Linked DNA regions of Mus musculus: regions 1, 2, 3, 4 and 5 are each linked to region 6. The links are chromatin loops, found by intact Hi-C in ENCODE. Cell type or tissue: left cerebral cortex. All regions are shown on one strand.

Region 1 (5,000 bases), 110 kb before region 6:
CCCATGATAGGAGACACACAGCAGTGCTACTGTGGATGGATGTGTATTTCCCAAATGCAAACAGTGAGATTGAATTAGAGGTTAGTGGAAACAGAAAATTGTTTATTCTGCCTAACTCTCGAATCTGGTTCCAATCCTGACAGCATTTGGGAATTGCAGAATCTGCTAGTTCTGTAGTAATGGGTGTTTCCAAAGGTGGAGGACAGAAAGAAATGGAAAATGTCAAGCCTCTGTTTGCTTTTGTTGTTCTGTAATATCAATTAAGTCAGTGTGATTTTAATTTTTATAAATAAATCTCCCCAAAGCCAGGTACACCTGGAAATCTTATGTGTCACTCAACTCTGAAGTTATGCTAGTAGACATAACTGAAGATCATTTACTCTTTAGGGTATTTATTAACTGAGCTTTCTTTGAATTCTTACATATTTTACTTCTGCATTTCCCCAAGATGGCAGAGGTGCTGAGGCCACACGGAATTGTGTCTCTGTCGCCGTGGATCGTAGGTAGACAGTCTTACAGGTTGGCAAAGGCCGAAGGTTTCACTGCACCCTCATCCTCAGCTCCACCCTTGGCTTCCACTCGAGCAGGTGGCTGATGGCGTGAGCTCAGGTGACAAGTTCCCTCTACCTAAGAGCAGTCCTGTTCCACATATCTGACAGTATGGAATCCCAAATGCCCTACAGAGAGATGTTCTCTGAGGTTCAGTTAGAATCACTGAATAGGAGCATGTTGTGGCTGCTTCCATCTTCTGGTACTTTAGTAGGAGCATCTCTGAGTGTCTATTCTGAGCCATATCTTAATCTGCTGCCGGAGCTGATGGAGGTTTGCGGAGGGGTGTTTAAGTGCAACAGACTGCGCAAGAGAGACTGTGCTTCAACTTTCAGACCAATGAAACAACAACAAAGATATCGCAGCATCATGACAGGAAGTATGATCTATCCAATCTTGTCGTGGGGATAATAAAGCGTTCCAAAGGGGTTGTTTGTTTTGTTTTGTTTTTCTGTTTGTTTCTTACTACTACAGATTTAATGACATTGGTAGGGACATATAACTTCTGGCACAGATTAGACACCAAGGGACTAACCTAAACTAAAAGTGGAAATGGATACACTCAGGTATTACATCATTGAACTGCTTAACAGGAAAGCTGTTAACAGGAGGTCCAAACCTCTTGGAAGGTACCAAGCAGCTAATAAAGGCTGGTCTTCTTCATCATCTTCAAGAATTCTTCCTCATTAATCTCTCCATCCCCGTCAGGATCAGCTTCATCAAGCATTTCCTGTAATTCATCTTCGGTTAAGTTTTCCCCTAGCTCCTTGGCAACCCTCTTGATGTTATTTAGTGATATGCTTCCCGTAGCATCGTCATCAAATAATTTAAATGCCTTCAGTATTTCTTCTTTTTCATCTTTTTCACTCATTTTTACGCTCATGATGGCAAAAAAATCTTCAAAACAAATGGTGCCAGTCCCTTCCTTGTCGATTTCAGCGATCAGTTGTTTTACTTCTTCTTTCTTTGGCTCAAAGCCTAAGGCCCGCATTGCAATCTTCAGTTCTTTCAGATCTATGGTTCCAGATCCATCAATATCGAATAAGTCAAAGGCCTCTTTAATTTCTTGCTTCTGGGTGTCATTCAGTTCAACTTTTGCTGCTTTTTTCTTCCATTGGTCTAAAGTTATGCGCTGGCTGGATGCCATATCCCCTCCCTGCGCCCCTGCCCGCGCCCGCGCAACAGCCGCTCTCCCCTCCAGGGCGCGCGTTTGCTCCCGGCAGGCGGTTGCTATATCCAAAGGGGTTGTTTTGAGTAGGGAAAGTGTTCTGTGAGTCTGAGGAGAGAGAAGGCTAGGGTGAGGATGGACAAACAGGATGTTGGAAGGAGGGCCAGAAGGATTCGCAGGCAAAGGTCAGGATGGGAGTGACTCTACAGCCTTGTGTCTTGCTGACAGTGCTCCTACGCCTCTCCTGGGGACTGATTAATTCCCTGGGACCAATTTAGACTTCCAAATTCTCAAAATATGATCAAATTAGTTCCCCCAAAATACTGTGTGTGTGTTCTTAAGTTTCGTTTCTGGGAACTGATTCTCTGGACCGGCAAGATTCAATATGCTTTCCAACTGTGGCGTTCTGTGGCGTTCTGTACCACCCCTCCTGGACATCTAAACCTGGATACTCTGATCTCACAGGGCAATAGCAGGATCACGAGGCTATGCCCTTATCTACCTAGATACTGAGCAGTGAGGGCACTCGCCTTTGAAATCAAATCAACTAGGATTCTGACTGTGGACACTTCACCCTTTGGAATGTCCCCACATCCACTGAAAATGGAAACAATTTGTAGTCTGTGGGTACAAAATTCTTAACGACTCGGGGGTGGGTGGGTGGGTGGGTGGGTGGGGAATCCTAAGGAGTCTTGCTGTAAGCATCATCCCGGCCGGCAGGGGGCAGCAGACTCCAGACCTATGCTCCGACACAGCTGGGTGGAGAAGGGACTTCTTGGCCTCTGCTGGCCCAGAGCTGCACCTGACTCCCAGGGCGAGGACAGAAGAAGGACGTGGGATGAAGGACTCTACCTCCCACAAACCAACTCCAAAGAGAACAAGACTGTGTTCAAGAGACACTTAAGAGAACACTTAAGGCGGGTCACAGCTACGGAGTGCGCCTGCGCAGTACTGCATCCGGAGTGAGGTAGTGCCCTTAAGCATCTCTGCTTTTTTTTTTTTTTTTTTTCTGCCTTTTCCAGCTGCAACAAGGGTGCAAGTGGGCTGTGCATCCGTTCCATAAAAGAAACTTTTCATGCAAAGGCATGAGAATAAACCAGTTGTTGCTGAGCATCTGCCTTCTCCTTCAATCTCTTGATCTTCACAGAAGATCTGGGGAAGGAGGAAGGAAGGAATGGCATCTGCCCTCCCACAGATCTTTTCTGGCTCATCCTGCCAATTTCCTGAATTTCTGCCTTCATGGGGACCCTAAATTTCGCATCTGTTTTACCCTTTACCTCCCCAGAGGTGGGGCGTTGTGGTAGATAAAGTTCAACCAAGACTTCCTTTAAAAATGGCTCTCATGCCCACTTAGCTCATAGGTAGGCAATTGGTTTATTTTTATGTGAAGATGCTTTGTGTATACTTATTTACAGATCTTTTAGTGGATGGAGAAGATTCTGGAGGCCTGAGACAGGGCAGGGCGGTTTCCTATCCCGGGCAGTGAATAATTTTGTTGCATTGCATCCAGGACGTTTTCCAGTCCTATATCAGCACCTAGCCTCTGTCTGTTGCACGAACATGCAATGAGCATGCCTCCCTCTTCCAGCTACACTCAACTCCTTTCAAGTTCTTACAGCCTTGAGGGGGGGTTGGAGGTGGAGGGTAGGTGTCCTTTGCCTTCCAGAAGAAGCCAGAAAGGTAATTGACCTGTGTAAGTTTTCTCAGTGAGCACTTGTTGCCAATGGAATAATTTTGTTCTTTAGCATGAAACTCAGTTCTCTGTGGAGACGCAGGAATTGTGGGATTCCTGACAATGTAGCCAAGGTTGGTGAGGCAGTGGAGGGGGGAGTGTGGACAGCCACTGGATAACTTCCACACAGGCTGTGTATTGGAGCCACCCACTCATTCTCTCAGGGCAGTGCGCTTGGAGCTGTGTGCAGGTCAGCAATGGATGAACTAATGTGGGTTTGCCCTACTTGAGCTTGGCTGGCAGAGAAAAAGAATCTGACAGGCAACGAATCTCAAGCAGTTTTACAGGAAATTAAAGGAATTTATCTCTTATTGAGACAGGGTCACACGAACAGTTCAGGGACTCAAGAAGGTGAACTCACTTTTCATATTTTAAGTTAGCTTAGGAAAAAAAATTAGACTCCAAGTTACTATCCAGTGATGAATAATCTGTGCTATCAGCTTTGGATTTTTAAAAAAGTATGTCTTCTTGACTATTAGGCACATCAGTGAATAGTTAAATATATGTGTATGTGCACACACAAACATGCTCTCATGCTTACACACACACACACACACACACACACACACACACACACACACACACTACTGTCCAGAGACTCTGACTAAGGGAAAAGCATCAAGACTTCCCACCCTTAATTCCACTAGTGGTCCAAGACAGAGACCAGTAGGGAGCCTTGCTTGTAACTCCCCAGCCTTGCCCACCTCCAGGCTGTAGACTCTCAAGGCTGACTCTCAAATTCATGCATGCTCCCCTTCATTGTCCTTTCTCACAGGTGGGTACTCTCATCAACTGATAGCTCCACTGCAGTCAGCTCCAGATTCATGTCCCCCTGTCTTTCCTGAGTATGTTCCACTACCACAGCTAGGAAACATTAAGTCTGCCTGTAAGGCTTGCTTGCTTAACCCTTCACTGACCTTGGGGCAAGAACCACAGACTCCCCTTACAGGGTGATGTGAGCACAGGTGATATTTCTAATGGACACTCTTTGCACAAAACATGTGTGTTTCAGGTTTTAAGGTGTGTCATTATTCGTTTGTTTGTTTGTTTGTTTTGAGACAGAATTTATCTGTGTAGCCCTGCCTGTCCTGAAACTCACTCTGTAGACCAGGCTGGCCTCGAACTCAGAAATCTGCCTGCCTCTGCCTCTGCCTCTGCCTCTGCCTCTGCCTCTCTGCCTCTGCCTCTCTGCCTCTCTGCCTCTGCCTCTCTGCCTCTCTGCCTCTCTGCCTCTCTGCCTCTCTGCCTCTCTGCCTCTCTGCCTCTGCCTCTGCCTCTCTGCCTCTCTGCCTCTCTGCCTCTCTGCCTCTCTGCCTCTCTGCCTCTCTGCCTCTCTGCCTCTCTGCCTCTGCCTCTCTGCCTCTGCCTCTGCCTCTGCCTCTGCCTCTGCCTCTGCCTCTGCCTCTGCCTCTGCCTCTGCCTCTGCCTCTGCCTCTGCCTCTGCCTCTGCCTCTGCCTCTGCCTCCCAAGTGCTGGGATTAAAGGCATGTGCCACCACTGCCCGGCGTGTCATTATTCTTTAATCGTGTGTGTCTCTGTGTGGGTGTGTGC
Region 2 (5,000 bases), 350 kb after region 6:
TCGCTAGCGTTTCTCCTGATTACAACAGTAGTTGTAGTTTGGGCAGGGGTGGGTGGGGGTGGGGTGGGGTGGGTGTTGGAGATTTTGGAGACTTGGTGTCTCTTAAATGTGGTTTTTCTCTGTAGAAGACTTAATTGCTTCCCCCCCCCCACCCCCATTCCAAGACAGGGCTTCTTAGCCCTGGCTATTCTGGAACTCACTTTGTAGACTAGGCTGGCCTTGAACTCACAGAGATCCCCCTGGTCTCTGTCTCTCAAGTGCTGGAATTAAAGCCATGAGCCACCACGGCCCAGCTCATAATTCTATTTTAAACCAAAGCCTAAAGAGCGTTTGTATTTACTTATCATTATAACCTTGGGGTCATAATGTCCAATTTAAGCCACATACACATAATTGTTTTACCTCTCCCTCTCTCACATTCCTATGTGTGTACAGATACATCACTTTTGTTTAGTTTTGTGTTCTAATTAATTCAGGCAATAGGCCTCCTACATACATGAAGATTTCACACTTTAACACACTCACACATACATTCACAGTTTTCATATCTGACAGTTTTCCCTCTTCTCTCTCCATGACAGGGTCTTACAATGTAGCACTGGCTGTTCTTGAACTTGAGCCTCCTACCTCTGCTTTCCAAAGGGCTGGGATTAAGGATGTATCCCACTACAACCATCAGTCTTTCCTTCCTTCTGACTTCTTTTTGAATATCCTTTCTCTGGGTTCCCTTTTGGTTTGGCTCATTATTGATGGCCCTCCTCACTGTCATGATGGCATCATGCAGGGACCTCTTTGGGTCTCCATAAACTTCTCAGCGCCACCACAGAGGATGGTGGTACATGTCTTGGCCTTAGGGAAACCAGTGAAGAAATTGCACCTCTTGCCTCTAATTTGGGTCTCTTTAAACACCTGGCTGTGGCCCAGCACATCTGGAATCAGAGCATTCCCATTGGTCTGGGTTGAGCCTCCACAGGCCATCATTGTCCTTTTCAGATCCTCCTCAGGCCAGTGGCCAGCACAGAACATGTTCCTATCAGCAAAGTACTGGGTGGCCACATCCGCAATAGGGGGTTTAGAGAACACGACTTTGGCTCCCGACTATGACTAACTTGTCATAAAGAATGTTCCGCTTGGCATCAAGAATTGCCTGGTGCGTGTGAACTCTGATTTCAGCATTATCTTTCTCTGCTTTCAGCTTGAGCTCAACATTTGAGAAGGCAATTGTGGGATTCTCATAATTCTTGGGCTGCATTTCAAACCCAGACTACGAGAACGTGTTCTTGAACGCGACACTAGGCACCAACTGAGACTCCTCTAGGGCTCCACCCTGCACCTTCTTGGTGTCAGTCATTTTAAGCTACAACAACTCATTGAGCATCATCACAGCATCAGCCACCACCTTGGCAAAGAAGGCCTTCTGCTGGGAGATCAGCTTGGAGCTCAGGGCTTGGAGCTCAGGGCTGTCACTGCACACTTCCCTAGCATCTTCCTCTCTTCTACTTTATCTTGCTTCTTTATAGTCACAGCTATCTCTTTGATTTTGGGTGGCTGTGCAGAAAGCTCAGATGATGATCTGAGGGCATAACCCTTCCTTCACACAGGACTTCACCTGCTTCAGAAACTCCTCAGCCAGCAGGATCACCACGGTGGTGCCATCACTAGTGTCAGTGTCTTCGGATCCGGCAATGTCCACTAAAGTCTTTGCTGCAGGATGTCCACCATCGAGGAGTTTCAGAAGTAGAAATTGTTGTTTTGCCTTGGCCATCCACAATAAGTTGCCATGAGGACCCAGGGTGGTCTTATAGCCCCAGCAATCACTTGGCAAACACAGACAATGTTACTCACGAGCTGTTACTCATGAGTTGAGGAATGCCTTGAGAGCTATCAGTCCCCTCTTTCAACAGGATAACATGGTGGGCATCATCTTGGAAGCGGCATCCGGTACCCATAACTCATCTGTTCTCCACTTCAGGGTCGCCCACTCCAAGTGTTTTCTTTGGGCTGGAGACAGAAAAAAAGGAAGTACTTTGTATACTTTGCAATGCCTTGATTTTGACTGTTTCTGCATGCTGCTTTCCAGGCAGCCTCTTAGCAATTATTTCACCTTGTAAATCAGCCTTGGCCCATTAGTGCCTAAGGCAGAAAGCCAACAGATAGCAAGCAAAGCAAGCATGTGAACAGCAGTGGAACCCTTAGATATACTAACTATGCTTTTTTTTTTTTTAACAATCTGATTTTCTGCTTATCTATCTCATGACCTTGTGAAAGTGGGGAGAAATACGAATTATATATCTCTGTGTCTTCAAGGTTACAGATCAAGATACAGCAAATCAAGGCTGTGTTAAAGGCAATAGCATGATTCCGTGAATAAAATTTGTCTTTACACCATTTCTAACTTGCTCTTGGAATACTAGTGATGGCTTACTGGAGAATTTTGAATTCAGATTCCTCATTTTGTATAGGAGGAAATGAAGGCTAGAAGACAAAGTGTGTTAGAATCAATAATATGGAGGCTAAAGAGATGGGTCAGTGGGTATCCTGTTCGTCTTTCAAAAATACAAGGTGGAGAAAGATTGAGGAAGACACCGGATATCAACCTTTGGCCTTCATTTGTACCTGTGCATATGGGGTGCAAACTTAGACCTCCCCCCTCAGTAAATCCTAACTTCCGATTTGACAAAACTTCCTACAGGCAAAGAAAAAAAAAAAAGAAAAGAAAAACAGGGGGTGAGGTGGGAAGGACCACAACTCCCAGAATGCAGTGCTTCCTAGCCTTCCTGTTGCTCAATTTCCAGGGGGTGGGTTTTGAGCGTCCTCTCTGTACCATTGGTCAGACTTCCTATTAGGGCGGAGAAAGTGACCATTTCTCTCCAATCCAGGCACGGAATGAAAGGCTATTGAAGTGGTTAGCCAATCATAACGCGTCTCTGCTCCATGCTTCCTCCACCATAAACTTCCGTGGCGGGAAAACTTGGGAAGTTTTGGCGCCAAGGCGGTGTCACGCGTTTCCGGACTGTTTGGTGGCCGGCGATTTCGGAGCTGCGACATGGCGGGCACAGTAGTGCTGGATGATGTGGAGCTGCGGGAAGCGCAGAGAGACTACTTGGACTTCCTGGATGACGAGGTGAGGCTCGGGCCGCGAGCCCGGTGCTGGGGTCCCGCGGGTGACCGGGCACGGCTGAGGGGGTTCCCGCGGGTGACCGGGCACGGCTGATGGGGTTCCCGCGGGTGACCGGGCACGGCTGATGTGGTCCCCGCGGGTGACTGGGCACGGTGCTGGGGTCCCGCGGGTGACCGGGCACGGCTGAGGGGGTTCCCGCGGGTGACCGGGCACGGTGCTGGGGACCCCGCGGAGGACCAGGGCCGCTGATAACTTCTTTTCTCTGCAACTTCCTGTTATCTTTTTTTCTCTCCTAAAGATGTACCTCCAGATTTTAAAAGTTACATTCTTTTCATGTATTAGTTTCGTTATGAAATTTCATAAACACATAATGTATTTTGGTCATATTTCTTTCTTATCACTCCCTCTTATAATTACTGCTACTGATCCCCATAGCCTACTTGACATGGTACCCAGGCCTTGTGCTTGCCGTCTTCCTCTGAGCAGCCTATTTTTCTTGAAACCTCTTACATTAGGATATGTTAACTATACATACGGGTTACATTATGAAACTTCATAAGCACATAATGTATTTTGATCATTTTCATTTTCTCATTATCTCCTCTTGTCATTTTCTTGCTCCTGTATATCTTCATGAGTTACTAGGGTTTTCTCCAAAGTAATTTAGTTTGTCTCTAAATTCATGTGTTCCCCCCAAACCCCACACAACTTGCAAGGAGACTGGTCAGGTGTAAACAGGCTCTTCTTTGGAAAAGCTAATGTAACTGGCTCAGAGCCCTCAGATTTAATGACTGGCCTGATGCTGGTGAGGGTAGGAGCGAGACTAACAATTTATGACAGCTCTCTTTTTAGTGAATCAAGTGTTTTGTATGCAGGTAAAATGGGTTTAAGTGTAATCCAAAATTTAAAGCTATAGGATGTTGATGAGCCCTGGAAGTTTGTTGATCAATGAAAAGCAATTTAAATTTGAATTTTAAGAGTATTTAAATTACATTTCAAATATACATCATGATTTTGAAATATGTCTACAGTCAGGTGTGCTAACATCCAGATTTTAAAGTTAAATTTTCATATTGCAAGTTTTTTTGTTTGTTTTTACTAAGTCTTTAAGACTTAGGCCATTCTAATTCCCAATTAAAATGTAAGCATATAGGAGAACTGTTAATGATCATGATAGTATGTGATAGGGCATGCTGGACAGGAGGAAAGGGTTGTCTGCAGCTGTCTACTTCCTGGGCACCGTTGAGACATATATCAACATGCTGGCATCCTCATGTGTAAGTGACATAGTGGCTAGTGTCATCTTTGCTGGTGTAGGCTTTAAGTAGCTCCCAAGTCCCTGCTTAGGACTTTTGAATACCTTTATGCTGACCTCCCATGGTATAAATAGAACCCTCCCCCACCCCCACGATCAGTAACCCCTTTATAAATTGAATGCTCAGTGGTCCTTAATGCTCTATTGATAGAGACAGCAGGTGTGTTCTCCTTGTCCAGAAAGGCATACACCTGTTTTATAATGTAGGAAAGAACATTTTTCCGCTGAAAGACAGAAGTACGTTACACCAGAGGGCAAGAACACAGAACTGACCACCCAGCCTTTATGTAATATGTCCTTAAGTACCCCCAAGTTCTTGATGCAGTTGTAGACCCCACTGCTGAGCTTGCCTGCCTTCTGACCTTCTAATATTACTGGAATCCCTTAGATTCAGGACAGGCTTACTCTCACTCGACGATACCCCTTTCTACCAGTGTTTACAGCTTGTCACTGTGTACCCATCTGCTTGCTTGTTCTTTTGGCTGTTGCTCTTGAAGGAATCTTACTCTGTAGCCTAGCTTTGGACTCAGAGGTGATCCTCCTGCCTCCGATGCCTGAGTGCTG
Region 3 (5,000 bases), 52 kb before region 6:
TGTTTCCTAGCTGTGGTAGTGGAACATACTCAGGAAAGGCAGGGGGACATGAATCTGGAGCTGAATGCAGTGGAGCTATCAGTTGATGAGAGTGCCCACCTGTGAGAAAGGACAATAAAGGGGAGCGTGCATGCATTTGAGAGTCAGCCTTGAGAGTCTACAGCCTGGAGGTGGGCAAGGCTGGGGAGTTACAAGCAAGGCTCCCTACTGGTCTCTGTCTTGGAGCACTAGTGGAATTAAGGGTGGGAAGTCTTGATGCTTTTCCCTTAGTCAGAGTCTCTGGGCAGTAGTGTGTGTGTGTGTGTGTGTGTGTGTGTGTAAGCACGAGAGCATGTTTGTGTGTGCACATACACATATATTTGAACTATTCACTGATGTGCCTAATAGTCAAGAAGACATACTTTTTTAAAAATCCAAAGCTAATAGCACAGATTATTCGTCACTGGATAGTAACGTGGATTCTAATTTTTCTTCTAAGCTAACTTAAAATATGAAAAGTGAGTTCACCTTCTTGAGTCCCCCAACTGATCGTGTGACCCTGTTTCAATAAGAGATAAATTCCTTTAATTTCCTGCTTGAGATTCGTTGCCTGTCAGATTCTTTTTCTCTGCCAGCCAAGCTCAAGTAGGGCAAACCCACACTAGTTCATCCATTGCTGACCTGCACACAGCTCCAAGCGCACTGCCCTGAGAGAATGAGTGGGTGGCTCCAATACACAGCCTGTGTGGAAGTTATCCAGTGGCTGGCCACCCCCCCAACCCACACCCACACCCCCACTGCCTCACCATCCTTGGCTACATTGTCAGGAATCCCACAATTCCTGCGTCTCCACAGAGAACTGAGTTTAGTTCTATAGAAGGGTAAAATTAATCCATTGCCAACAATTGCTTACTGTGAAAACTTACACAAGTCAGTTATCTTGCTGGCTTCTTCTGGAAAGCAAAGGACACTTGCCTCCCCGCACCTGCTTCCCAAACCCCAAAGGGTGTAAGAACTTGAAAGTTGTGGAATGTGGCTGGAAGAGGGAGGCATGTTCACTGCATGTTCATGCAACAGACAGAGGCTAGGTGCTGATATAGGACTGGAAAACGTCCTGGATGCAATGCAACAAAATTATTCACTGCTTAGCATAGGAAACTGAAAATCCCTCCGCAGCCCCACCATCTCAGGTCCTCCTGAATCTTCTCCACCCACTAAGATATCTGTAAATAAGTATGCACAAAGCATTTTCACATAAAAATAAACTAATTACCTATGATCTAAGTGGGCATGAGAGCCATTTTTGAAGCAAGTCTTGGTTGAACTTTACCTACCACCACGCCTCACCTCTGGGAAGGTAAAGAGTAAGACAGATGCGATATTTAGGGCCCCCAGGAAAGCAGAAATTCAGGAAATTGGAAGGATGAGCCAGAAAAGATCTGTGGGAGGGCAGATGCCATTCCCTCCCTCCCTCCCCAGGTCGTCTGAACTGTTTTCTGCTGTGAAGATCGAGGGACTGAAGGAGAGGGCGGATGCTCAGCAAAGAACGGTTTATTCTCATGCCTTTGCATGAAAAGTTTCTTTTAAGGGATGGATGCACAGCTCACCTGCACCCTTGAGCACTTGCTGCAGCTGGTGAAAGCGGAAAAAGCGCAAGAGTAGTCCCTCAATCCGGAAGCAGTTCTGCGCAGGCGCACTGCCTAGCTGCGACCCGCCTTAGAGAGCAGAGTGCACAGAGCTGAGTCCTCTCTGGAGCTGGTTCGTGCGTTGTAGAGTCCTGGATCCCAAGTTCTTCTACTGTCCTCGGCCTGGGAGTGGGGTGCAGCTCTGGGCCAGCAGAGGCCAAGACCCTGGGAAGTGAAGTCGCTTCCCCACCCGGCTGTGTAGGCCCCGAGAGCGCAGGGTTGGAGTCTGCTTCCCCCTGCCGGCCGGGATGATGCTTGCAGAGGGACTCCTTGGTTTAGCTAGGATCCCCCTACATCGTCATAAGAATTTTAGGAAGGTAAACAACATATACATAGTCTACAAATTGTTTCCACTTTCAGTGGAGGTGGGGACGTTCCAGAATGCGAAGGTCTTCAGGATCAGTGAAAGTTAACCTGATTTCAAGGCATGAATGCCGGTAGGTAGATAAGGGCATAGATAGCCTCCTGATCTTTTACTCTTTTACTCTGTGGGATCAAGGTATCCAGGTTTAGATGATCAGGAGGTGTGGCACATAACGCCACAGTTGGAAAGAATTTTGAGTCCTGCAAGGCTAGGGGAATCAGTTTCCAGAAAATCTCCTTACACTGACATTAAATTGTGTCTCTTGGTAAATTCTCATGCGACTCCAGTTGGGCTTTCTAGGATGGAAATAGTAATTAGGATGAACACTGTGCCCTCCCTTATACAACAGCAATCAAGGTATTCAGGAAAGCTCCAGAATTCTCGGAGGTGAGGAGTAATAGAATTACCTCAAAGACATATACATTAATTATATACATTAAACAGGTGGCATTTGTTTGTTGATCCTACACACCACACCACACACACACACACACACACACACACACACACACATTTGGAGAAGTAATGTGACTGCTTTTGAGAACTGGGAAATCTATACTGCTCCTAGAGAATTAATCAGACCCTGGAAGTGTCGCAGGGGCGCTGACATAGGGCTATGGAGTGACACGGAGCTATGGAGTTAGTCCCATCCTAAAGTTTGCTTTCAGATTCTCCTGGTTCTCTCTTCTTCCCACATCCTGATTGTGCACACGTGGCCTAGCTATCTCTGTCTCTGTCTCTCTCTGTCTGTCTCTCTCCCTTCCCCCCCCCTCCTCAGATTCAGAACTCTTTCCTACTCAAAGTCTAAAAATAATATGAAAACCCTCTTGGAAAGCTTTATTATTTCCATGGCATGCTTGGGTAAATGATGGCTCCTTTACTCACAGTGGATTTAGAGTTTGGTCTTTGTTGTTGTTCTGTTGGTCTGAAAGTTGGAGCACAGTCCTTCTTGTGCAGTCTGTTGCACTTAAACACCCCTCATACCATCAGCCCCGGCAGCAGATTAAGATATGGCTCAGAATAGACACTCAGAGATTCTCCTACTAAAGTACCAGAAGATGAAGCCGCCACAACATGCTCCTATTCAGTGATTCTAAATGAACCCCAGAGAACATCTCTCTGTAGGGCATTTGGGATTCCACACTGTCAGATATGTGGAACAGGACTGCTCTTAGGTAGAGGGAACTTGTCACCTGAGCTCAAGCCATCAGCTGCCACCTGCTCGAGTGGAAGCCAAGGGTGGAGCTGAGGATGAGGGTGCAGTGAAACCTTCGGCCTTTGCCAACCTGTAAGACTGTCTACCTACGATCCATGGTGACAGAGACACAATTCCCTGTGGCCTCAGCACCTCTGCCAACTTGTAAGACTGTGTGATAGTTAGAGTGAAAATGGCCCCTAAATGCTCATAGCAGTGGCACTATTAGGAGGTGTCCCCTTGTTTCATGAAGTATGTCACCGGGAGTGGGCTCTGTCTCTTGGCCTTGAGATGCTCGAGCCAGGCCCAATGTCACCCTTTCTTCCTGATGTCTGTACTTCCTAATATATAACCCTCAGATCCCCAAGTGTCTGCCTTCATGCCACCATTTTTCCTGACATGATGACAATAGGCTAAATCACGGAACCATAAGCCAGCCCCAATTAAGTGTTTTTTTCTTTATAAGAGTTGCTGTGGTCATGTCTCATCGTGGCAATAAAAACCCCAACTAAGACAGACTTTTTGTCCATATTTCGTAGTAACAGAGATGCACAATTCAGTATGGCCTAGAGCCTTTGGCATGCCGGAGAAATACATAAAATCTCAAAGGAAGCTCGGTTAATAAATATCCTGAAGAGTAAATGGTCTTGAGTTATGTCTATCAGCATAACTTCAGAATTGTGTCACATGTAAGTACTGTCATGAACTGTCTGTAATGGGACTGTGTGTGGTCCCCCATGATAGGAGACACACAGCAGTGCTACTGTGGATTGATGTGTATTTCCCTAATGCAAACAGTGAGATTAAATTAGAGGTTAGTGGAAACAGAAAATTCTTTACTCTGCCTGACATTTGCACCTGCTTCCAATCCTTACAGTTTTGAGAATTGCAGATCCCAGAGGAAAGCTGCTAGCTCTGTAGTAATGGGTGTTTCCATAGGTAGAGGAGAGGAGAAAATGGTGGAAGGGAGAAGCAGGCCACCAGTCCATTTGTCCAGCCCGCTGTCTAATCAGTCAGGACTTTCTGAGTTATTCTCACTGGGTCCTAAGCCTGATTCTCAACAATCACTGAGAAAGTCAGTGTGTCTCAGGTATTCCAAGTGTACACTGCAAAGAGTCTTCACTCTTTCCTTTCTGATCCATATGGCAACTTTACTTCTGTTCATCAGGCAAAGACGTGTTGAATCAGCATGTGTGCATACAGTACATAGAATATTAATAATTACTTAATGTTTGAGAGAGAGTCTCACTACGTAACCCACATTGGTCTGGAATCCCCTATATCTCCCAGGCTGGACTCAAAGCCACAGTGATCCTTTTAGCCTCAGCCTTCCAAGGGCTGAATTATAGATGTGAACCACCTAGTCTGGGTTATAACCTATTTTAAAATTACCATATGTTGCTCTGCTAACACTGTGAAGGTTAATGTACATGTGTACAATAAAATGGAATGTAAAGGGGGAGTACAAATAGTATAGGATTAATTAATAACCCCTTCCTATATTCAATTTTTAAAAAGTGACACATTTCCATGACACAACAATCTTTTCATTTGGTGATGGGGGTGTACACCTTTAATCTCAGCACTTGAGAGACAAGGCCAGGTGGACCTGTGAGTTTGAGACCAGCCTTGTCTACTGAGTGACTTCCAGGACAGAAAGGATGACACAGAAAAACCCTGTCTCTTAAAACCAGAAGGAGAAAGAAAGAACAGTGTTTTCATGTTCTTTTTTTTCAGTGATACTTCTAAGGACTGCCTCTAGCCCTGAGGACATTCA
Region 4 (5,000 bases), 550 kb after region 6:
AATTACACTTTTCCTCTAATCATGCTTCCGGTTTCTCTGAGTTTAGTAATCTGTATTTTCTTATGATACTTTTTGTCTTTTTCGAATGAAAGTATGTAATCATCTCCGGGGTCTGAGAACTGTATGATGTGGCTGACATGTTGATGTGAATGGGTTTCCATCAGTCTTAGGTGTGTAGTGAGCTACCTAAATGGTTTTTATACATAATGCCCTGGGCTAGTTCACAGGCAATGCCTGGTTTACCCTTGGAATTTCTTGACATGGAAATGAAACAGGTTTCTACAGATAACACATAACACTTGATTTGTTTATTATCATATGGAGGTACTGAGTAATTTTTGCTAGCCTCCTGGAAGTGGCTTTGCCTTGACCAAGACATATCTGGGAATATCTTCAAGATGTTATTAAACCAGGTGTAACCTAGTATTTAAAGTTCCTACTCCCTTTGTCTCCTAAAGGAAGTTCTACAACTCTCTCACTTTAGTCTGTCTATGATCATTCAAAGCAAAAATCATGATTGCCTTGGATGCATTTGGGGACTGATTCTGATTATATACCCAGAAGAGCTCAAAGCAGAAAACTCGAATACAATAATAATAAGAAGAAAGGAATCAGGCACATCTTAAGTTTTTCCTCGGGCTGGAGAGGTGGCTCAGTGGTTAAGAGCACTGAGTGCTCTTCCAGAGGTCCTAAGTTCAATTCTCAGCAACCCCATGGTAGCTCACCACCATCTAATGGGGTCTGATGCCCTCTTCTGGTGTGTCTGAAGAGTGAAACAGCATACTCACATAAAATAAATTAAAAAAAGTTTTTATTAGATATTTTCTTCATTTATATTTCAAATGCTATCCCGAAAGTCCCCTATCCCCCCTCCCCCTCCCCTGCTCCCCTACCCACTTCCACTTCTTGGCCCTGGTGTTCCCCTGTACTGGAGGAAAAAAAGCGTTAAAAACTTTTTTTAAAAAAAAGTTTTCTCCTCTTCCCAAGAAGTAGGAATATATAATATAAGTCGTAACCTTTCCGTTTCAATGTGACCGTCTGAATAAAGAGTGTAAAAGAGAAGAGAGGCATTGTGGGTTCAAGCATATCTTTGAGATTATTTCTAAGGGAAGCAGAAATTCAGGACTGTCCTGATGAACATTGGGATCCTGGATTGGTAAAACGAGAGCCATCCATTTTTCTTAAAGTAGGACTCTGAAGGTATATTCTCTGGACCAATAATGCCTGAATAGAAGTGAACACCTTGAACCAGAAACTCTGGTAATAGGGCCCACTGATCCGTGCTTCATCTGGCCAGTGGATTGTATGTACACCCTAAAGTCTGCTTTAAAGTATTGGATGTGCTACCATATTGTACATCACCTTCACAACCGACATGTTCTCTGATTGATAGAGCCTTACTCGAGTTTCCAGTTTGAACCCGCAGAAGGTAGCCTTGCAGGAGGAACATGGATCACAGTTGTATTTGACGGTAGGTTTGGGCTTTCCTGAATTTGGGTGTTGAATTGATTGATGTAAAAATCCAAAGAATTATAAATTCTCGCTTCTTTGTTTAAGAACAGATGAACAGAGACCCATCTCTGTCTTTGCAGATGCTAAGTAGTCAGTGTCACAGCAGAGGCCACTGTAGCATCAACATCCTCACGGTGGGATGCTTGTGAAGACGAAATAACATGGAAGTGGACAGCATAGGAATACTACTCCCTCTTGGCAGTTGCCCTTACAAGTGATTCTGTTAGGAACCCCTAAACCATGCCTTACCATGCCCGTTTCCACCATAGCACAAATCAACTTGGAGGAATGAAATGCTCTTTCCTAGGGATTAGGCAGACATGAAGAGAGAGAGAGGGGGAGAAAACATTTATAGGCTCATAGAACTTTTGTAAAACAGTGTAATTGCCTTTGGAAATGAGGATTAATTTTATCCTCAGGCAAACGCAATATCTTACATTGCCCTCTTGTGGCCAATATTTGCATTGCCCTGCGTTGTCTTCGCAGCCTGAGATTTCTCCTTGTGTTTAGGTTTGGATAGAAGTATTCTTTACCCCAACAATGGCTCTCAGCTGCAGATAGACCTGGTGAGTGTGGCAATACCTACCTTGAGGATCCCCTGTGACGTCTCTCCGGCCTTCGTGGATTTGCCTGTGGTGACATGCCAGACGAGGTACACTTGCCTAAAGTATAAAACCTGGCAGGCCAAACAGTCTTTGCTCTGCTTAGCAGTTTTGGGTGCAATGCTAGAAAACTCCTGCAGTGACTAAAATTATCAGGTGTGACTGTAAAAACATTCTCTGTGGATACACTCATATGCTTAAAAAATTCTTTTCCTCTAATCTCTCTTGGAGGAGAAAACAGAAAAAAAGGTCTGGCTATGGCAAAAAAAGACACATGAAAGAAAGCAAAAATTAACAGTATCACAAGCAAAAGCCACCACTCATCAATGGCCTTTTCGTCTGTAGAACTTTACATTTTGTCTGTTTTACTTTAATTTCATTTTGGGGATCATAATATAATATAATCACATTGCTTTTCCTCCCTCTGAACACTCTCACAGACCTTCCCTTGCTCTTTCAAATTTATGCTCCTCTTTTCCCATTAATGTTACACACACACACACACACACACACACACACACACACACACACACACACACCTAAATATTACCTGCTCAGGCTGTATAATGTTACTTGTACGTACGCATGTTTTCAGGGTTTGGCACTGGATAAGGAGATGGTGTGTTTTTTCCTGGAAGACAGTCTCTCCCACTCTTAGCTTTCTTCAGGTGCCTATAGTTCTCTGTGTAGGGTTGAGATCTCCTGGGCTCTCCCCCATTTGCTTTGACATGCTTATTGTCTTTGTTTGGCTCACATTTGGGTAGTCACATTGGTGAGGCTTGGTGAAACTTTATGGGCGTAGCATCTGACATCACTAGGAGACAAAATCCCATAGCAGACTCTGACCAGACGTCTGGCTTTTACAATCTTTCTTTACTTTCTTTAAAAAAATCTTTTAAAACATTTTTATTGGTCATTTTATTTATTTACATTTTAACCGTTATGCCCCTTTCCAGTTTCCCCTCCACAGCCCCCCTATTCCCTCCCCTTCCCCCTGACTCTATGAGGGTGCCCCCCCCCACACCTACTCCTGCCTTTCTTCCATAGAATTCCACTATACTGGGGCATCAAGCCTTCACAAGTCCAAGGGCATCTCCTCCCATTGATGCCAGATAAGGCCATCCTCTGCTACATATGTGGCTGGAGCCATGAGTCCCTCCATGTGTACTCCCTGGTTGATAGTTTAGTCCTTTGGTGCTCTGGGGGTCTGGTTGATTGGTATTGTTGTTCTTCCTATGGGGCTGTAAGTCCATTCAGTTCCTTCAGTTCTCGCCCTAACTCTTCCCTTGGGGCCCCCAAGCTCAGTCTGATAAAGATCTCAGCATGAGATACATGAGCAATTCACAAATGGGAAGCATCGTCATTTAACCTGTCACAGGGGAAACAATGCATACATGTTCACCTTTCTTTCTTATATGTGTGGTGCTGTGCAGTCAGGAACTAAACCTGATCGAAAGGAGGATGGCTGTCTATTGGGGGTGTGCGTGTCAGGGAATCTAACATGAGAAAGGAGGGAAGAGATCTATTCATACATAAATAATTAATTATTAACTCCTCTGTGACTTTAAAAACAGATTCTATGTATTTCTTGCCACCTACTCTTCTGGGGTGTCATTTTTCCCTTTGTCCTAGAACTTGCAGGTGTGCTAGTAAGTTACCAACATGAGATCTCTCCAATATTTAAATGTATGCTCTTAGTGCTCTATGAACTTGCATCTTAGAACTTCCTTTAATTGTGTCCCATAGCTTTAGGTATGCTGTCTTTTAGTTCCCATTCTAAATAGCTTTTACTTTCCTTCTTGATTTCTAGCTCGACCCATTTTTCAATCATCAGTGAGTTATTCAGTTTCTGTAAGTTTGTATACATTCTGCTGTTTCAGTTGTTGTTGATACCCAGCTTTATTTTCCGGTGGTCATATAGGATGCAGGGCATAATTTTAATTTTCTTATATCTGTTGAGATATGCTTTGTGTGCAAGTATGTGGTTAGTATTGGAGAAAGATAGGTGAGCTGCTGAGAAGAAAATATACTCTTCTGTGTTTGGGTGAAATGTTCTGTAAGTAGGTGCGAGGTCCATTTATTTTATGATGTTATTTAACTCTAGTATTTCTTTGTTTAGTTTTTGTCTGGATGACCTGTCTATTGGTCAGAGTCTAGTTTCTCAGTTGGATGAATCTGGTGAGAGTGGGGTATTGAAGTCTTCCAGTATCACTGATATTTTAGCAGTTGTAGTATTTTTTTTTTTATGAACATGGGTACCATTGTGTTCAGTGCATAACTATTTAGAGTTACAATATTCTCTTGGTGAATTTTTCCTTTGACAGGTGTATACTATTCTTTCCTATCTCTTCTAACTACCTTTGGTTTGAAGACTACTTTGTCAAATATTACAGTGGCCATACCTTCCTGCTTCTTCAGTCTATTTGCTTAGATTATCTTCTTCCATCTTTTTACTCTGAGGTGATGTCTATCTTTGACAGTACGGTACATTTCTTGGATGCAGCAGAAAGGTGAATTCTATTTTCTAATCCAGTAGATTAGTCTGTGACCATACATGCCGAGAGTTATCAGTGAGCAGCGTCTATTGATTCCCGTTATTGTGTTGTTATATTGTAAGTTTCTTCCCATCATTTGAAATATTGTTCCGAGATTACTTATTATTTGTGTTTTCTTGGGTGGAGTTAACCTCTTCAGACGGAAAGTTTCCTTCTAGTGACCTTGTAGGGCTGGCTTGAAATTTTTGTTTTATTGTTTTGTGTTTTTCCTCTTCTGTCTTTTGCGATTGGTAGTTTTGCTGGGTATAGTAGTCTGGACTGGCATCTGTCATCTCTAAGAGTTTGTTGAAATTATGTGCAGGCCCTCCTGGCTTCCAGTCTTCCTTGGGAA
Region 5 (5,000 bases), 180 kb before region 6:
TCTGTAAAAGTCTTAAATGAACAGCTATTAAGTCAGTGACATTAAATCATGTGGCAATCGAAAACTGCCCATGGTTTGATTTTATTTAGAAAATTGTCACTATAGCAGGTCACCCTGGTTCAAGTCTCAGCACTGGGGGATGGGAAGATTAAATAGTACTTACTCTCAAGCACACATGCAAGCATATGCTCCATCACACACACACACATGCATCATCCACACAAGCTCAAAATGTGTCCACAGAATCTGGATAATTCAGAACAAGAAAGGTGACCAGGATGAGAAGGGAAGGCCAACAGGAGAGGGTAAGTGGGGACATAAATGAGGTCAACTTTATATACAGACTGAGGTCTTTATGGCATCCACTTCTTTGTACAAAGATTATTCATTTAAGAAGACCCTTATTAGCCGGGCGTGGTGGTGCACACCTTTAATCCCAGCACTCAGGAGGCAGAGGCAGGCGGATTTCTGTGTTCGAGGCCAGCCTGGTCTACAAAGTGAGTTCCAGGACAGCCAGAGATATACAGAGAAACCCTGTCTCGAAAAACCAAAAAAAAAAAAAAAAAAAAAAAAAAGAAGACCCTTATTTATTTTAATATTTTTATTTATTCCTTGTGAACTTCAGATACATATACAATGTGTTTTGAGCTTGTCGATTTCTCATCTCCCCATTCCCTTTTCCCCTGAACACACTCTTACCCCTTCCTCTCCCATTTCATATTTTCTCTTTTCTTCCTTAGTCTCTCTGATCCATATGTGAGGGCCATTCAGTGGAGCAGGGCAGCCCACCAGTGGCCGTATCTAGAATAAAAGTATTGTCCTCTCCCAGCAGCTATCACCTGCCAATAGCTTTTGAAAAGGAAAAAGAGAGAGAAAGTGAGGAGAGGAGAGGAGAGGAGAGGAGAGGAGGGGAGGGGAGGGGAGGGGAGGGGAGGGGAGGGGAGGGGAGGGGAGGGGAGGGGAGGGGAGGGGAGGGAATACACCCTCATAGTAATAGGTGTCTCTGTTCCCACTCTTCCAGAGGCAGAGGCAATAGGATTGTTAATCTTGCGATTCACCAGGTATTGGGTGGTGAGGAGGAACGGTTCCACCATTTTGAGTCAAATTTAATGCAAGCTTTATTAAATATTAAATACTGACCAAGAAATGGACTTTGGTCAAGGCCATTCCCTGTATTTCCCAGGTGGAATGGTCCCAGCCATGTGTTGCAGGAATTTATAAGGGCAAACTTATCAGCTACAGTACTCTTTTTCCCCCGAGGCTTTGCTATTTTCCAAGAACTACAACTCCCAGCTGAAGAGGTCAGCTAACTAAAGACTGTTGGACAATTCCACTGGGCCCCTTCCCTCCCAGAGGGAAGAGGTCAGCTGAGCACATAGGCTGGAAGGGAGAGGCTGAGTAAGCCCCTACTACCTCATTACCAATCAGTTTAAAGGGCACACAGTTCCTCCAATCATATTGTGCCTAGTTGCTGATGCTCTATTCTGCCCCTGGAAACTGTATAAAAAAGTTGCTGAACTGGACAACCAGGTTGCAGCTTCTCCTTTGGGTACAGGACAACCCCAACAAGCTGGAACAATAAATTCCTCTTGCTTTTGCATCAATCCCAGCTGTGCATGGTTCACTCAGAGAGTCCCCAATAGCTAAAGTTACCTGGTCCTTGGGCAGGTGGGCCTTACAGGTTAATTTTGGGTGTTACAGATCCAAACCAGGTTCATTTAATATTGCTCTTCTAAGATAAATTATGATATGGGTGTCAACCTGAACAATACAAGCAATACCCTGTATCAAAACAAAATAAAAATGAAGAAAAACTGTAGTTGCGTGTGAAAAAATATAAAAGCAAAATTCTAGGCCTTTAGGCCCAGGCTTGGGAATGTGGCCTCTGTGACTCAATGCTCCAAGGTATGCTAATCATTAAACAGATATGACATTCCTCCACCCACCCGCTTCCTGGGTTCAAAGAGTGTTCATTCAAAGAATGTGCTATTGTTAGGGGCTCTTAGAAACTGTCTTGAGAGATAAGCCGAACAATTACCAGTTATTCCTTGTGACTCTTGTGACTTTGCACTTCCTTGTGACTCTTAACTTGTATCTTTGGTATTTTCCAACAACGCCCTCCCTACTTCCTTGAGTTGTGGTTTCTTCCTTTAAATACCCCCTTACCCAGCTATTCGGGGCGCCATGGTCCTCTACCCCTGCGTGGTGTATGACCGTGGGCCCGAGAGCGCTCTTGAATTAAAAGTCCTCTTGCAGTTTGCAGTAAGACCATTTCTCATGAGTGATTTGGGGTGTCGCCTCTCCTGAGTCAGAACGCGGGGGAGTCCTCATGTTGTGGGTCTTTCAGGTGCGCTAGTAAAGGTTTGCATTTCTTTGGAAGCCAGAGCAATGCTGTGGAAGGTGAAGGAAGATTTCTGAACACATCTTGAAACTTTGGTTGGCCTCTAGAGGGCAGCAAAGCATGCTAAGGAGTGCCACCCTGTTTTATAGGGGACAGGCTATAAAATCTTGCTTGCTTGGTCTCTTGACCAAGCTCAGAGTCATCAGCTTCCTTATCTGGAAATGTCAGGTTCTAAATATCATTATATTCAGGGTGATCATTACACCTTATCTGCTGGTTCCAAATAATTCCTTTCTTAATGAACAAAGCTTGTTTTGCCTCTGACTTAATCTCTTCCAAGAAACTCACAGTCCAGATTCCCGGCTATGAAGAAGCTAGCAACACCAATTTTCACAGCCTGCACTACATATCAGCACTACAGCTTATTCAACAACAATGGCATCACTTGCTACCTGGAACAGAACAACCGGGAACAAAAACAACAAGCCGTGTCCGTTGACGGCCTGCCAACCACATAGGCTCTATAAAATCCTGATTTCTTGTCCCACCTGCATCATGGTTTTAAATACAAAATGAAAATACAAACTAGACCCTTGAGTACCTAGACTCAGCATTGAAGCCTTTCAGGAACTATCCTGGCTTTGGACTAAGGTGACATCTCTGCTCTTCCCCTCTTATTGGTGTTGGAGGGCTTCTTCCAAAGAGATCCCTGCAGTAGGGTCAGCTTTAGAGGGAGTTTAGGACATGTAGTGAAATTGTTTAAAAAGACCAAGGTCTGGGAAAGGAGCCTAGTATTCAAGAACTAGATGTGCTGACAGTTCTGAGTTCTACCCCCACACCAGGAAAAGCTAACTTTTTGATACTTACGGTGTCTGTGTCTGTACAATAGAAGAGGGAATGTTTTGAAAATTGTTTCTTGACACATTCTACACTGGCCCCCATTGCAATGTCTCACCCCTAGAATAGGACAGTGGTTTCATTGTGGGAAACACACAGTAGACAATGAAGAGGGGAAGCTCACATCGGGAGGGGCTTAGCCTGCTGTAATCTGGGGCAGAGACATCAATTTAGATCTGGCATTGCAGAACATTCTGGATGAGAATTCAGGAAATTTATTGGGCATGGTGGCTCATGCCTTTAACTCCAGCACTTGGAAGACAAAGGCAGGTGGCTTCCCGTGAGTCCCAGACCAACCTAATCTACATAGGAAGTTCTAGGCTACCCAGGGATCCAAAAAGTGAGATCCAGCCTCAAAAATGTTTTGGACACCCTACTAATCAGTGTACTCAAGGCTTTGGGGTCCTTGGAACTTTTATCATCCCAAGTCACTTCCAACCTCTGACAGTCAGCAGCCTGGTCACCAAGATCTACCATGTGGCCATCCTGTCTGTTTTACCAAGTGACTGTAAATACCTTCTCTGACCTCTTCCACCCACCTTCTTCACACCCATTTATCTGTATTTTATAACGAGAACCATCAGCTTCGGGGAATATTTATTCACAGAATAAACCTATGTTTTCTCTCATACCAGAGCACCTGCCAGATTTCTGTTCAGAGAAGCAATTCATGCAAGAAATATGTAAAGTCCGGTCCCTCGATTAGTCTTCTTCTCCTTAACAGCACTATAGGCCACCCATGCTTTGGTGCCATATATAAAAGCCTATTCTGGATCAATAAGATAATCCAGAAGAAAGGACAACACATCAAAGACATTAAATAATACATAGCTTGCTTTCTTGGACATTTTTTTGGGGTTTTTGTTTTGTTTTGTTGTTTTTGGTTTCTTTTTTTTTTTTTTAAGACAGAGTTTCTCTGTATAGCCCTGGCTATCCTGGAACTCACTTTGTAGACCAGGCTGGCTTCGAACTCAGAAATCTGCCTGCCTCTGCCTCCCGAGTGCTGCGACTAAAGATGTGTGCACTACACCTGGCTGGACAGTTTTCTTGTAAAACAGTTTTGTACTTATCAGTCTTCCCTCAGAGACATGAGTGGAAGCCTGAGATGGACTGGAGAAGTCACAACTTTGAAACTCCCAGTAGTATGCTTCTCTTGTTCTCAACAAAGACTGACCATGACTTTTACTACTGTTCCTCACAGAGGTGAGCTTTTTATTACAGATAGAGTTAATTCTAACAAAACCCAAAACAATAGAAGAATTGGCACAAGAAAGACATAGTAATGTCCAAAGAGATAATCCTTATTCAACCTGGTAGCCAGAGACAGGTCCAGACCTCTAACTGCATCCTGATAAAGATGTCCAGGTTGGTCTTGGTCGGGGGCTGGCTCTGTTCCCACTGTAGCATCACATGGCTTGTGGAGGGATCTGTGGTCATGATGAGTACAACATTATGTCACTGAAAGAGTGTCTTCATGGGGATGTTGTGATAAAGAGGGTCATTCCAGCTCAAATCCTCCAACACAACCTCTGAATTTCTCCCTTTTCCTTTCTACTTCCCTGGTGAATTCATGCCATAAAAAAAAATCTCCATTGGGGCTGGTGAGATGGCTCAGTGGTTAAGAGCACCAACTGCTCTTCCAAAGGTCCTGAGTTCAAATCCCAGTAACCACATGGTGGCTCACAACCATCCGTAACGAAATCTGATGCTCTCTTCTGGAGTTTCTGAAGACAGCTGCAGTGTACTTACATTAAATGAATGA
Region 6 (5,000 bases):
GAGAAGCACCTGAAAAAATGTTCAACATTCTTAATCATCAAGGAAATGCAAATCAAAACAACCCTGAGGTTCCACTTCACACCAGTCAGAATGGCTAAGATAAAAAATTCAGGTGACAGCAGATGCTGGCGAGGATGTGGAGAAAGAGGAACACTGCTCCATTGTTGGTGGGATTGCAAACTGGTACAACCACTCTGGAAATCAGTTTGGCGGTTCCTCAGAAAATTGGACATAGTAGGTCCAGCAATACCTCTCCTGGGCATATACCTAGAAGATGTTCCAACTTGTAATAAGGACACATCCTCCACTATGTTCACAGCAGCCTTATTTATAATAGCCATAAGCTGGAAAGAATCCAGATGTCCCTCAACAGAGGAATGGATACAGAAAATGTGGTACATTTACACAATGGAGTACTACTCAGCAATTAAAAAACAATGAATTCATGAAATCTTAGGCAAATGGATGCATCTGGAGGATATCATCCTTAGTGAGGTAACCCAATCACAAAAGAACCCACATGATATGCACTCACTGATAAGTGGATATTAGGCCAGAAACTTAGGATACCCAAGATCCAATTTGCAAAACACATGAAACTCAAGAAGAAGGAAGACCAAAGTGTGGATATTTTGTTCCTTCTTAGAAGGGGGAACAAAATACCTATGGAAGGAGTTACAGAGACAAAGTTTAGAGCTGAGACAAAAGGATGGACCATCCAGAGACTGCCCACCCAGGGATCCATCCCATAATCAGCCTCCAAACCCAGACACTATTGCATATGCCAGAAAGATTTTGCTGACAGGACCCTGATATAGCTCTCTCTTGTGAAGCTATGCAAGTGCCTGGCAAATACAGAAGTGGATGCTCACAGTCATCTATTGGATGGAACACAGAGCCCCCAAAAGGAGCTAGAGAAAGTACCCAAGGAGCTAAAGGGGTCTGCAACCCTATAGGAGGATCAACAATCTGAACTAACCAGTACCCCTCCCCCCAGAGCTGTGTCTCTAGCTGCATATATAGCAGAGGACAGCCTAGTCGGCCATCAATGGGAGTAGAGGCCCTTGTTCTTGAGAAGCTCATATGCCCCAGTACAGGGGAATGCCAGGGCCAGGAAGCAGGAGTGGGTGGGTTGGGGCGCAGGGCTGGGGGAGGGCATAGTGGACTTTGGCGATAGCATTTGAAATGTAAATGAAGAAAATATCTAATAAAAAATTGTTTATAAAAAATAAAGCACCGCTCAAGGAGAAGCCTTTTGCTGAGCCTAATATTTCAAAAACGAGCGGGCACGGCACATGAGTATATCTCCCAGATAAATCACCAAGAGCACTGAACGACACGTTTATATGTAAGAGGGGTGTTTGTACAACACAGCAAGCCTCGTATGCAAATAAAGGCCCCCAGCCATAGCTTCTGCTGGGTCACAAACGGGAGGTGCTTCCGCTCTGGCTTCGGTGAAAATGGTTGCTACAATGTTAGTGCAGTCTCCTCAAGGCATTTGGAGAGAGTTCAAAATGAGAGTAATGAGATAAAGGCACCGTGCTTTTGGGTAAGGCAGCCAGGGCAGCAAGAGACATCTAGGACTTTGCTTATTCCCAGGAGCACGAACAAGAGAAGGTGTGCCTCCAGCAAGAACCTGAAGGAGTTATTGTTAACACGTATTACTGATTTTTACCAGTGCATTAATGATACTTAACATCTGCCCAGTGCCCTGGGAGAAAAGGGGAGTGTCCCGATCTGATCCTGTGTCCTAGCCTAAGGCAGGGGAGGGGACTTCTGGCTTCAAACAGGTACAACTATGTATGAATGTGAAAACTAGGCACAGCCTTTAACCGCTCTAACTTAGCATGTGCATTTTCACATGCCTCAGCATAATAGCTTTAACTATTATGATCCCTTGAGGTCCCTGGACATGAAGACATTTCCCAGCTACATCTGCAAGATTCTGAGACATTGGAATTCATGAGCTCACTCTGCAACCTTCACCAAGATTCCAGCACTAGAAGGCCATTGGGTAGGGAGGGACAGCAAAGTCCCTTTTATTTCTGCACCTTAGCAAGACAGCCTAGGGCAGGGAAGTCAGCACTGTGGGAATGAATATATATAACACCTGCTGTCCTGAGCCTCAACTGTGGCTAAAGAGAGAAACAGTGGAGGGGGCAGAAAGAGCGACACGCAAGCTCAGTACCTCATTCCGGAAGCAATCTCAACGCAGCCGCACCCCCGCGGTGCGATTCACCCTTTCTATCCCGGGACAGGGGCCAGGCCAGGCCCACAGCGCGCATGTGCGGTCACTTTATCGAGCCCTTCCCAGGAACTTACTGCTCACCCGCCTAGAGAGCTGCTCCTAAATCCAGGCTGGATTTTGCTGCCCCCTCCCGGGCTGGCTGACACTTGCAGCATGTGCAGTATCAAAAGTCAAGAGTCCAAGTTGATCTGGTTTCAAAGCTCCAGAGCCCTTACAGCTCATTATCTAGGCAGATCATGATCTGCTTTTATAAAACTCGGTGAAACCAGGATAGCCAAGCTTAGATGTCCGGGAGGAATGACACAGAGCTCCAGCGTTGGAAAGCATTTGGAGTCTTCCAAGTCCAGGAGAATCAGTCTCCCCCCGCCACCCCTCCCTCCCAAATAAGAGCCTTAAAATGACTTGAAAGTGTGCCTTGCGGTAATCTCACGCCACTCCAGTCTTGCCTGAAAAGAGGGTTTACTCTCTGCCCTCTGTTATACAGCAGTAGTTCTGGTATTGAGGAAGTCCAGTTATCCAAGATTCTGTGGAGTGTGGAATAAACGAACCTCCCCTCAACAGAGGAAGGAACCTAATATGTACATTAAATCTTGTGACACTCCTTTGCTGAACCTATTCTCTCTCTGTCTCTCTGTCTCTGTCTCTGTCTCTGTCTCTGTGTGTGTCTCTCTCTCTCCTGCTCCTCAGGAATTAATCAAACCCTGGAAAGGTTGCAGGAACACTGGCAGCAAGACATAGGGATATGGAGGCATTTGTATCCTGAACTTCAAGTTCTCCTGGCCCTCCTCCTTACCTCCTGCTTGTTTACCCTCACCCCAGCCTTCTCTCTCTCCTCAGACTCACAGAACTTCTTCCCTACTCAAAATCAAATGTAGAGCTTTCTTCTAATTCCTCACTGTCTCATCATTAGGATCTGAATACATAGCTTTCACTCTGGGAAAGTAATTTTCCTTCTAAGAGAATCTGTCTCAGGCTAGCTGGCTCCAAGATCTTTTTTGCCTTGCCACTAAAAACTTAGACCATGGAAACAAGTACAGTATGTTTCAATTGGACTCATGCTGTCTAAACCACTTTAAGAACCCTCTGTATGCTATGGGGATTGCACACATGCAAATATAGGGAGAGGACCTCCCTGAGGCTCAACTTTCAACCTCCCAGTTGAAATAGCCAGTAAACCTATTTTACAAACAGATAACCAGGGGCAAACTAAGGTGGTTCATGACCACCACGCTGGCACTACAGAAAATAGTTGCAGGAATGCTACACGCAGAAGAGAAAGACTGTTTTCATCACATGAGCATAGGCGAGAATGAATTAATGGGAAGAGTGAGCGGGTGAGGAGAATCCATGTGAGCCCTGTTGTGCCGTATATGGTACACTAGCAGAGCTCTAACACAGGAAAGGAAAGGAAAGGAAAGGAAAGGAAAGGAAAGGAAAGGAAAGGAAAGGAAAGGAAAGGAAAGGAAAGGGGAAAGGGAAAGGGAAAGGGAAAGGGAAAGGGAAAGGGAAAGGGAAAGGGAAAGGGAAAGGGAAAAAAGGGAAAGGGAAAGGGAAAAAAGGGAAAGGGAAAAAGGAAGAAACAATCTGACCAATAAAATTATACCTCTCCAGAATAATCATAAATGTAATGACTTTGGCTCACCAAAGACATGCAGGCTGGTTAACTGGATTTACGACACTTGATCCAAATGTCTTTTGTCTCCAAAAAGCACACCTCAGGCATAAAGACACCTGCCAATCTGTCAAGTGAATGGAAGCCAAAATCAAGTGGGCATGGCTGCTCTGATGTCCAATAAGTATACTTCAAGTCAAAGTTAGAAGAGATAAAGAGATATTACATTATTAATAAGAGGATCAAACTTATTGAGAAGATATTACAAGCATAAATATATATCCACCAAACATTGCAGCCCTAATTTCATCAGCAAATATTAAAGACCACAAGAAGTCACATATGTCCTGATAAAATAATAGTGAATGACTTTAATACCCTACCCTCATCTTTATTTAACATTCAGTGTAGTAGAACAGTATCCTCTGAATTGAAACAAACTCAGGACATTCTAAAGCAATGGTTCTCAACCTATTGGATTGAGACCCCCCTTGCGGTCAAATGAGCCTTTCACAGAGGTCATAAGTCAGATATCCTTCATGTCAGATAGTTATATTATGATTCAAACAGTAGCAAAACTATAGTTATGAAGTAGCAATTAAAATAAGTGTATGGTTGGGAGTCACCACAGCATGACGAACTGTATAAAAGGGCTGCAAAATTCAGAAGGTTGAGAACCAGGGAGGAAGGTTGTGAACCAGTGCTCTAAAGAGAGGCTCAAGACCACTCGGTAAGGAACTCACAATCCTCTGGAAATCAGTGAAACTTAGCACATTCATGAAGATTCCTCCCTCCTCAAGGTTATATAAATCACAAGAGTCTCCTCTGAAAAGAGAACAGTCTCCAGCAGGTTGAGTTGCCTGCAAGTCACAGAGAGCTCCCCCAAAATGGGCCTTTTATGAACAGTGACATGGGGGTGATACAGCTGCCTCTAAGGCATTCCTATTCCCGTAAGTGACACCCCCCCCCAAACTCACTGGCTTACCAAGTTAAACTTTGGTAGAATCCATTCTTTGGTCTGTAATCAGAGCCCTATGTGGGATGAGAAGAACTTCCTTCACATGTCTCAGGAAGTGGACACAATGGTATCTTCCTGTGCCGCTAATACTAACATACCTATCTCAGACTCTACATCAATGC

The links. Hi-C counts contacts between places; a loop is a spot of excess contacts. Peaks named below come from ENCODE experiments on the same cell type or tissue, not always from the same donor. Only the 100,000 strongest peaks of a DNase experiment are listed, where the experiment ranks them.
Region 1: it touches region 6 in a loop (7-fold over the local background); 12 of 42 quality-filtered maps call a loop at or near these places.
Region 2: it touches region 6 in a loop (2.7-fold over the local background); 9 of 42 quality-filtered maps call a loop at or near these places.
Region 3: it touches region 6 in a loop (8-fold over the local background); 15 of 42 quality-filtered maps call a loop at or near these places.
Region 4: a loop joins it to region 6, with 3 times the contacts of the local background. A loop is called at or near these places in 9 of 42 quality-filtered maps.
Region 5: it touches region 6 in a loop (10-fold over the local background); 11 of 42 quality-filtered maps call a loop at or near these places.

Annotation. Positions count from the first base shown.
Region 1 is chr1:21,269,099-21,274,098 of GRCm38, reverse strand. It overlaps Gm28836 (a long non-coding RNA gene), which reads left to right and starts at 2,414. Exons shown (of 3, transcript XR_373236.3): 1 at 2,414-2,684. It also overlaps the pseudogene Gm7094. In left cerebral cortex, a CTCF peak has its summit at 2,446 (motif pointing right); DNase peaks (open chromatin) are centred at 815, 1,816, 2,070 and 2,458; H3K4me3 peaks cover 759 bases.
Region 2 is chr1:20,818,255-20,823,254 of GRCm38, reverse strand. It overlaps Mcm3 (minichromosome maintenance complex component 3), which reads left to right and starts at 2,943. Exons shown (of 17, transcript NM_008563.3): 1 at 2,943-3,124. The coding sequence starts at 3,047. It also overlaps the pseudogene Gm20587. In left cerebral cortex, no CTCF peak of the experiment used is centred here; a DNase peak (open chromatin) is centred at 2,858; H3K4me3 peaks cover 917 bases.
Region 3 is chr1:21,215,476-21,220,475 of GRCm38, reverse strand. Tmem14a (transmembrane protein 14A) reads right to left here and starts at 1,901. Exons shown (of 5, transcript NM_029398.3): 1 at 1,587-1,901. The region is part of intron 1 of Gm28836 (a long non-coding RNA gene); the gene reads left to right. In left cerebral cortex, a CTCF peak has its summit at 1,897 (motif pointing left); DNase peaks (open chromatin) are centred at 977, 1,717, 1,853 and 2,670; H3K4me3 peaks cover 1,475 bases; H3K27ac peaks cover 1,779 bases.
Region 4 is chr1:20,609,866-20,614,865 of GRCm38, reverse strand. It overlaps Pkhd1 (polycystic kidney and hepatic disease 1), which reads left to right. Exons shown (of 67, transcript NM_153179.3): 3 at 1,394-1,471; 4 at 2,023-2,164. Among named protein-coding and RNA genes, the nearest start is that of Pkhd1, 5.7 kb to the left of the region's middle. In left cerebral cortex, a CTCF peak has its summit at 1,962 (motif pointing left); a DNase peak (open chromatin) is centred at 1,980.
Region 5 is chr1:21,341,961-21,346,960 of GRCm38, reverse strand. No RefSeq gene overlaps it. Among named protein-coding and RNA genes, the nearest start is that of Khdc1a, 5.2 kb to the left of the region's middle. In left cerebral cortex, a CTCF peak has its summit at 2,447 (motif pointing right); DNase peaks (open chromatin) are centred at 2,451 and 2,746.
Region 6 is chr1:21,163,740-21,168,739 of GRCm38, reverse strand. It overlaps a transcript of Tmem14a not described here. Among named protein-coding and RNA genes, the nearest start is that of Gm32947, 27 kb to the left of the region's middle. In left cerebral cortex, a CTCF peak has its summit at 2,388 (motif pointing left); DNase peaks (open chromatin) are centred at 1,563 and 2,291; H3K4me3 peaks cover 1,234 bases; H3K27ac peaks cover 607 bases.